Regions from separate parts of the Homo sapiens genome. Here region 1 is linked to region 2. A link is an interaction called in ENCODE POLR2A ChIA-PET data of the cell type or tissue named here. Cell type or tissue: endothelial cell of umbilical vein. All regions are shown on one strand. Links, peaks and the distances in the headings refer to the core of each region. The heading gives the core; the rest is flanking DNA.

Region 1 (4,347 bases), core at 1-4,000, 480 kb after region 2:
CTTTGTGTGGATCACCATCATCAAGCTGGTGGCCTTGGCCAAGAGCCTACGGCAGCGGCGAGCCCAAGCCAGCTACGCTGGCCCACCGCCCACCGTGGCCGAGCTGGTGGAGGCCCACACCAACTTTGGCTTCCAGCCTGACACGGCCCCCCGCAGCCCCAACACTGGGCCCTACCCCAGTGAGCAGGCCCTGCCCATCCCAGGCACCCCGCCCCCCAACTATGACTCCCTGCGTCTGCAGCCGCTGGACGTCATCGAGTCTGACAGTGAGGGTGATGCCATCTAACCCTGCCCCTGCCCACCCCGGGCGGCTGAAACTCACTGAGCAGCCAAGACTGTTGCCCGAGGCCTCACTGTATGGTGCCCTCTCCAAAGGGTCGGGAGGGTAGCTCTCCAGGCCAGAGCTTGTGTCCTTCAACAGAGAGGCCAGCGGCAACTGGTCCGTTACTGGCCAAGGGCTCTGTAGAATCACGGTGCTGGTACAGGATGCAGGAATAAATTGTATCTTCACCTGGTTCCTACCCTCGTCCCTACCTGTCCTGATCCTGGTCCTGAAGACCCCTCGGAACACCCTCTCCTGGTGGCAGGCCACTTCCCTCCCAGTGCCAGTCTCCATCCACCCCAGAGAGGAACAGGCGGGTGGGCCATGTGGTTTTCTCCTTCCTGGCCTTGGCTGGCCTCTGGGGCAGGGGTGGTGGAGAGATGGAAGGGCATCAGGTGTAGGGACCCTGCCAAGTGGCACCTGATTTACTCTAGAAAATAAAAGTAGAAAATACTGAGTCCAGCTGTGTTGTTTGTTTGACTGGGCAGCCGAGGTGCCCTGATGGCGGAAGGGCATCCATAGTGGCTTGAGACCCAAACTGGTTTAAGGGAAAGGCTCTCAAGCCCCTCCTTCCACTGCCAGCTCCCAGGCTGACACTCACTGATCCCTGCCTGGGTTGTGTACCCATCTCTGACCCAGTCAGTGTGGCCAGTTAGATAAGCTGCTCTGACTGGTCACACCTGAATTCATCTGCCCAGACCTGAAGCCAGTTTGGCCCCCAGGAGAATCACATGGTCCAAGGGCGGTGGGGGCACAGTACCCACGGTTGCCAGATAACAATCAGGCTGCTTGGTTGAATTTGAATTTCAGATAGACAAACTGATTTTTTTTTTTTTTGAGATGGAGTCTCACTGTCATTGCCCAGGCTGGAGTGCAGTGGCACGATCTTGGCTCACTGTAACCTCTGCCTCCTGGGTTCAAGTGATTCTCATGCCTTGGCCTCGCGAGTAGCTGGAATTACAGGTGCATGCCACCACGCCCAGCTAATTTTCATATTTTTAATAGAGACGGGGTTTCACCATGTTGGCCGGGCTGGTCTCAAGCTCCTGGCCTCAGGCGATCCACCTGCCTCAGCCTCTCAAAGTGGTGGGATTACAGGCATGAGTCACCGACCCCAGCCGAAAAACTGATTTTTTTAGTATATGTACATCCATGCAATACTAGAGACACATACAAATAAATCATTTGTTGTTTTTTTTGAGCATTTTATACATATATATTTTTATAGAGATGGGGTGTCACTGTGTTGCCCAGGTGGGAGTGCAATGGCATGATCATAGCTCACCGTAGCCTCAAACTCCTGGGCTCAAGCCATCCTCCCACTTCAGCCTCCCAAGCAGCTGGAATTACAGGTGTGCACTACCATGCCTGGCTAATTTTTTTTAATTAAAATTTAATTTTAATTTTTTTCATTCTGTATTTTTAATTGCTAAATACCGTCCCCCAAAAGCTTAAGGTACCCAAAGAGAGATCAGGGAGCTGTCACCAGAGTACGGTCTGGCAGGTGCACACACAGCACTGCAGCACCCTGCTGTCACCTACCGGGCCCCTGGTGATGAAGGAGAGGCTGGCTTAGAGCCTGAGCCTCTGAGGGCCCAGCCTTCCTGGCCTAGGTCACCTGTGTCCCTTGGTCTGGAAGGTAAACAAGCTGGCCTCCCATCAAGTGCTCAGGATGGCACCTGTGGAAGAAGGAGGTGCCACAGAGTCGGTGCCACTTCAGTCAAAGGCAACGTTGCTAGGGGCTGAGTAGGGAGGGCTGAGTAGGAAACCGGGTTTCCCAGCTTGGGGCCTGGCTAGCTCGCAGGCTGGGCCCACAACTCTTGGTGGTTACCACCCTTACTACTTACTGTGTGATTACCGCTGTGATTACTTACTACTGTGATTACCGCTTTTATTACTAGCAGTAGTAGTTGTGGCCACAATCACTGTTACCATTTGTTGTTATTAAACAAGGACTACATTGGATCAAGTACTTATCATATGCCAGGCACTATGCCAGTAACTTTTTAAATTTTATTTCATTCTCATAACCACTGAGAAATAGTATAATAGCATCCCATTGCACAGGTAAGAACACTGAGGCTTAAGAGGTGAAGTAAGGTACTCGAGGTTTTTAAGTGACAAAGCTGAGACCCCAGCCTCACCCTCTGGGTGCCAATGGTCATAACAATACCAGTCCCTTACGGGAGCCCAGAGCTTTCATATTTATTATCTTATTTGAAGCTATGGGGCATTATTATCTAGCCCGCGTGACAGCTCTTCAGTTACATGTCAATTTGAACAGGCTTAAGCTACAAAGGGAATTCATTAGCTCTTGTAGTAAAAGGGTTTCAGGCATGGCTGTATGCAGGGGCTCGCCTAGGTCTGGGGTTTCTTTTTTCTTTTTTTTTGAGATGGAGTTTTGCTCATTGCCCAGGCTGGCATGCAATGGCGCTATCTCGGCTCACTGCAACCTCCCCGTCCTGGGTTCAAGCGATTCTCCTGCCTCAGCTTCCCAAGTAGCTGAGATTACAGCCGCCCACCACCACATCTGGCTAATTTTTATATTTTGATAGAGATGGGATGTCACTATGTTGGCCAGGCTGGTCTCGAACTCCTGACCCCAGGTGATCCACCCACCTCGGCCTCCCAAAGTGCTAGGATTACAGGCGTGAGCCACCATGCCCGGCCTAAGGTTTCTTTTTTTCTTGTTTTGAGACAGGGTCTCACTCTGTTGCCCAGGCTGCGGTGCAGTGGCACAATCACGGCTCACTGCAGTCTGGACCTCCTGGGCTCAAGCAATCCTCCCACCTCAGCCTCCCTCAGTAGCTGGGACTACAGGCATGCACCACCACGTCCAGCTAATTTTTGTATTTTTTGGAGAGAGGGTGTCTTCCCATGTAGCCCAGGCTGGTCTTGAACTCTTGGCTCAAGCGATCCACCAGCCTCGGCCTCCCAAAGTGCTGAGATTACACGTGTGAGCCACCACGCCTGGCCCTATCTGGTGATTCTGTGTTGCTGTCCTTCTTAGAAAGGTTTCCTCCACGTGCTGTTCTTTCTGAATATCTCTTTACACCTGCAATTGCAGCCCTGTCCCCTCAGCACAGCAATCCCAGGGGGAAGAAAGCTCTTCCTGAACATTTTCCCAGCAATAGCCCCAAGAATGAGGCTTGTTTGGACCCACCCAGGGCCCACGATCATCCTGAACAGGTCATGGCAACAGGGAATGGATGAAGATGCTGCCTGGCCGGCCCTGAGTGAATCTATGGAGGGCGGCCCTTTACAGACACCTGTAAGAGGTCCTGTTCAGAGACATTTTGGAGCTGCCTGTAGATTGTGAGGTCAGGACCAGGCTGAGGGTGAGCATCAGCTTGCCATCCCTGCTCTCAAGGGGCCATGAGGGCCAGGCTGTGGTGCAATGGCCTCATTGCTAAAAGCAGGCTCCAAGTCATTCATTCCCCTGCCCTCTGGATCTAGCGAAGAGAAATGCTGTCCCGCTCCTACTCTGAGATCCCTTTTTCACGGCTGGAAACTTAGGCCTGCAGAGCCCAAATTGCCCAAAAACAGCATTCTGTAATTCCCAACTCTACCCCAAAAGGAAAGGAGGGTTACAGATGCCAGAAGACTATGAAATTAACATTGTGGGCTGGGCACGGTGGCTCATGCCTGTAATCCCAGCACTTTCAGAGGCCGAGGTGGGCGAATCACTTGAGGTCAGGAGTTCGAGATCAGTCTGGCCAACATGGTGAAACCCCATCTCTACTAAAATACAAAAATTAGCCAGACATGGTGGCGCATGCCTGTAATCCCAGCTACTTGGGAGGCTGAAGCAGGAGAATTGCTTGAACCCAGGAGGCAGAGGTTGCAGTGAGCCGAGATCACACCACTACACTCCAGCCTGGGACACAGAGCGAGACTCTGTCTCCAAAAAAAAAAAAAAAAAAAGAAAGAAATTAACATTGTGTACATGTGGCCACCACCACTGTATTTCAGCGGCTCTTCAAATAACCCTGTGAGTTAGGTACCATTTTGACTCCCAGTTTTCA
Region 2 (4,390 bases), core at 92-4,091:
ACCTCAGCCCCATCAAGTAGCTGAGACTACAGGTATATACCACCATGCCTGGCTAATTTTTGTATTTTTTTGTAGGGACACGGTTTCACCATGTTGCCCAGGCTGGTCTCAAACTCCTGAGCTCAAGCAATCCAGTCACCTAGCCCTCCCAAAGTTCTGGGATTACAGGCGTGTGCCACCACGCTAGCCTTGTCTTTTTGCCTAAGCCTATGCTCAACTCTTGTCCTTCTGCTCAAATGTCCCCCAGGTTTTCTCTGATCACTTAATTTCCTCATTACACTTATTCTCTTTCTTTTCCTTTATCACAAGTTGTAATTATTTTTTTTTATTTTGCCCATTATCTCCTCCACCAAACCAGAGGCCCCATGAGGGCAGCAAGTACTACATCTATGTTATTTATAGCCGTGACTTCAGCACTTAGCAAGATGGCTGGTGAAGAGTGGGTGCTCAGCAAATATTTGCTGAGTAAGTACATGCCCATATTACTCTGGTTTGGATTCCCTTTGGCTGCACCAATATTGTTTTGAGTCAGAGGCTCCCAAACTTTAGTAATTGAAGGACCAACTTTTTACCATATTCAAGGACTTAGACTATTATTTTCTTAATATTTGTGTTTAGATCAATTTACATTTTCTACCTTCACTATGTGTTTAAGCTTCATCCTAAACGATGAAGTTGGTTAAGTAAAAGTGATGACCTGGTTCCAATTTTCTAAAATACATTAAAATAAGCATCTTTGCCTTGCCTAACTTTAATGAGACTCGTAGCCTGGAGTTTACGGGGACAGGTACTAGAGTCAAAACACTTGAATTTGTATCTTAGCTTCGCTATTCAGTACCTTGGGTCTTTGGGCGGGTTACTTCTCTGCCTAATTCCCTCAAATTATAATAAGGTTAAAATAAGGCTATAAAGTTAATAGTAATAGCTCCTTGATGATATTCTGTGGTATTTATATGAGATAATACATGTAAAAGCTCATATAGCTATGCCTACCACAAGGCATGTAAAAATGTAACTGTAAAAAATGTAAATTTCATCCGTGAATCACTTGTGAGCCACAAAGACGATAAGTAAACACACTTTGGGAAATTCTTTCTAAAGATCTCGGGCTACTGCATTTCCTCCAGGAGCTCACGTCTTCTTGATTTAGGCTTTGATTCCTTCCCATCTTATTCATTTAACAAGCACAATATTTGGTGGGTATGATTCATTCTCTTTTGCCTGCCTATGATGGCATGGCACAGTGACAAGGACTGAAGATACCACAGCCAGCAAGCAAGACACTGTGCCTTCCTGATGGGGTTCACAGACTAACTAGGGGGAAGGCAATAAACAGATATGCAAGATAATTACAGGTTGTGCTTAGAATGATGAGGAAATAAGCCAAATAAACCACTTCAGAGAGTGACACTGTGCCTTCCTGATGGGGTCCACAGTCTAACCTGAGGGGAAAGGCAATAGATAAACAGAGAGGCAAGATAATTACAGATGGTGCTTAGAGTGATGAGGAAATAAGCCACTTCAGAGACTGACATTTGAAAGTGGTGATATTCTAACTGAGACCTGAGCATGAGAAGGATTGAGCCACAGGAAGAGCCAGGGTAAAGTGATCCAGGCAGAAAGAACAGCACAGCCCTAGAGACAGAAAGGGAAAGGACTGGGGGATTCAAGAGTGTCTGCTAGTTCATCTTGCTGGGTTTTGCAAATGCCTTCCAGAACTGACATGCAGAGCTGGACCATTCTATACCAAAGCCTAGAAAAGAACTCACATGTGTATAGTTTAGGCAGGCTTTGAACCTGCAGGAGTATTAGTGACCCAACAACTACCCATGTGGTTTTAGGCACATCTGAGACATGAATTATATGTAGGCAGCTGACTTCCCAGTGCATGGCCCTTGCTCCCTCTATGATGAGAAAACCAACTCCTGCTCACCCCTTGCAATCATGGAGCTTAATGTATCCTGGTACGACAACAACATTCGGGAGTCAGATGGAAAGCATTCCTATCATTGGTTAATTTCCTCCAAGGAGGCAACAGGTGTTGGCTCCAACCACTGCAATTGGATCACCTCCAACTACCCACTAGGGGGCGCTGCTATGCTGCAAGAAGTGGGGCAGGCTTGCGGAACTCATCCCTGCAAAACCATTAATACCCCCGGGAGACTGAAGTGTGAAGTTGTAAAGCTTGGTGTTAACAAACAAAATAAACTCACTGACTCATGCAGTTGTTGGCTGAGGAGTTTGCCTGGGAAACATTCAGATCTGGTGGGAAAGGATGAGGGTGCAGATGGTGGAGGGTGGGGACTCCGTGGACAATTCAGGCAGGAAACTGGGAGGTGGAGGAGGTTTCAGAGCAGGGAAGCTGGCGTCAGGAAACGGCTGGGTTGACCGGCTCCATACTCAGCCTAGTGCTGGGCAGAATAGAAAACGTTATGTGCTTAGTAGCAGGATATTGAGAGCACTACATTCTAATGGTTTCTATATTCTCTGTGGAATGGGATGCAAGGTCACCTACTAAGAGTGGCAAGAAAGGGCAGGGTTTGGTCATTTGCAGAGAAAGGGAACGGTCTGAAATAGTCATGCAGAGCTAGAAAGCCAGTTGTCCAGAGACACATGGTGGAATTGTGCTGTGTGCTAAAGGCCCCTGAATTAGTCTGTTCTCATGCTACTAATAAAGACATACCCAAGACTGGGTAATCTGTAAAGGAAAGAGGTTTAATAGACTCACAGTTCAGCGTGGCTGAGGAGGCCTCAGAATCATGGCGAAAGGTGAAGGAAGAGCAAAAACACGTCTTACATGGCAACAGGCAAGAGAGAGAGCATGTGCAGGGGAATTCCCCTTTATAAAACCATCATGTCTCATGAGACTTATTCACTACCATGAGAACAGCATGGGAAAAACCCACCCTCATGATTTAATTACCTCCCACCAGGTCCCTCCCATGACACATAGGAATTACGGGAGCTACAATTTGATATTTGGGTGGGGACACAGCCAAACCATATCAGCCCCCTTTGTGTTGGCAATCAGATATCTGGAGTGGAACCAGCCTTTGATTTCAGGTGTTCTCCAGCAGTGCTCTGCCCTGCTGAGTATAGAGAGAGGGCACTCAGGTGCTCCTGGCACCCAGTGTTGCCTCAGGAAGCTTCTTGCACAGGTCCCTGGCCCTTTTTGAGGGTCTCCTGCAGGTACTCAGGGATGATCTGTCATTCTCTCTGGAGGTGGTGGCTCCAAAATTTCTATATGGGGGAAGGGGTAGGAGTGGCCCCATCAGAGGAAGGATAGAAAGCTTGTCTGGGAGTTGCCATGCATGCTGTTTCGTGGCATGCATTCACTCTGATTGACTAATGGAGACTAGAGGGGGATAAAGATCCCTTTGGCCTCCACTTGGTACCATCACTGTCCCCATGTGCCATTTTGTTTCCTGGATGCTAATGTCACTGGGGAACATCTCACGAGAGCAAGCTGACTCAGGCTGGAAGCTAGAAAGTAGAGCCTAGCTAGAGACAGGCACTGGGCTGCTCCCCACAGTTCTGATCATGAGTGAAGAGAGCTGTGGTGGGTCCTGAGCTGGCTGGGACAGACGTCAGAAGGGAGTGAGTGAGAGGTCACCAATTGAATTTGGTTATAGATTAGACATGGGTGTTGCTTGGACAACTGGTGAATGGTGGGGCCATTAACTGAGACATGAGAAGTGGTAAGTTGAGGAGAAATAACTGAAGTGTGTATGGAGAAAGAATGGTCAGTGGGGGGCAGGGGCGGGGAGGAAGAAAGAATGTGTTCCCAAAGGAAGAAAAACAAGTTTCAACAAGCAGGGAGTGGGCAAGTGCTTCAGAGGCCACAGAAAAGTGAAACATGACCAAGATTCGAGATGGAGTTGGCATTTAGGGTTGTGTTCGGAGAGTACCGCTTCAGAAGACGATGGGGTGGGAGGAGATGGAGCAAGAGGAGGATGAATGTGAGGTGAGGAAATGAAGCCATGCAGCTTTATTCCAAGAACTCTGGCTGGGAAGAAAAGGAGATATACAGGACTGTCGCAGGAGCAGGTGAAGGGATAGATAGCTGGTTTTTTTGAAAATGAAAAAGGCTTGAACTAAAGGGGGAAATCAAGTAGAGAAAGAGGAACCTGCTAATAGATGGTCACGGTGCATTACACTTTATACGGGACTCTCGCAGCTTTGACCTCACAACAGCCAAGTGAAGTTGGCATTACCATGATCCACACATTGCAGGTGAAGAAACTAACACGAAAGTCACATGGCCAGGAAAAGGAAAAGCTGGGACTCCAATCCAGGCTTTCTGAATTCAAGTCATCCGCAATTTTTCACCCAACATCAATTAGCCGATTCTGATTAATGCAATAAATATTCACTGGCTATGTCCTTTGTA

The links. Peaks named below come from ENCODE experiments on the same cell type or tissue, not always from the same donor. Only the 100,000 strongest peaks of a DNase experiment are listed, where the experiment ranks them.
Region 1: POLR2A ChIA-PET joins it to region 2 with 5 read pairs; 2 of 35 experiments call an interaction of 5 or more read pairs at or near these places.

The regions. Positions count from the first base shown.
Region 1 is chr16:23,380,516-23,384,862 of GRCh38, forward strand. SCNN1B (sodium channel epithelial 1 subunit beta) reads left to right here. Exons shown (of 13, transcript NM_000336.3): 13 at 1-779. The coding sequence ends at 286. Among named protein-coding and RNA genes, the nearest start is that of COG7, 70 kb to the right of the region's middle. RefSeq lists an enhancer at 1-44. In endothelial cell of umbilical vein, for the core only: no CTCF peak of the experiment used is centred there; no DNase peak of the experiment used is centred there.
Region 2 is chr16:22,896,919-22,901,308 of GRCh38, forward strand. All of the region lies in intron 1 of HS3ST2 (heparan sulfate-glucosamine 3-sulfotransferase 2), which reads left to right. Among named protein-coding and RNA genes, the nearest start is that of HS3ST2, 85 kb to the left of the region's middle. In endothelial cell of umbilical vein, for the core only: a CTCF peak has its summit at 2,075 (motif pointing right); a DNase peak (open chromatin) is centred at 2,193.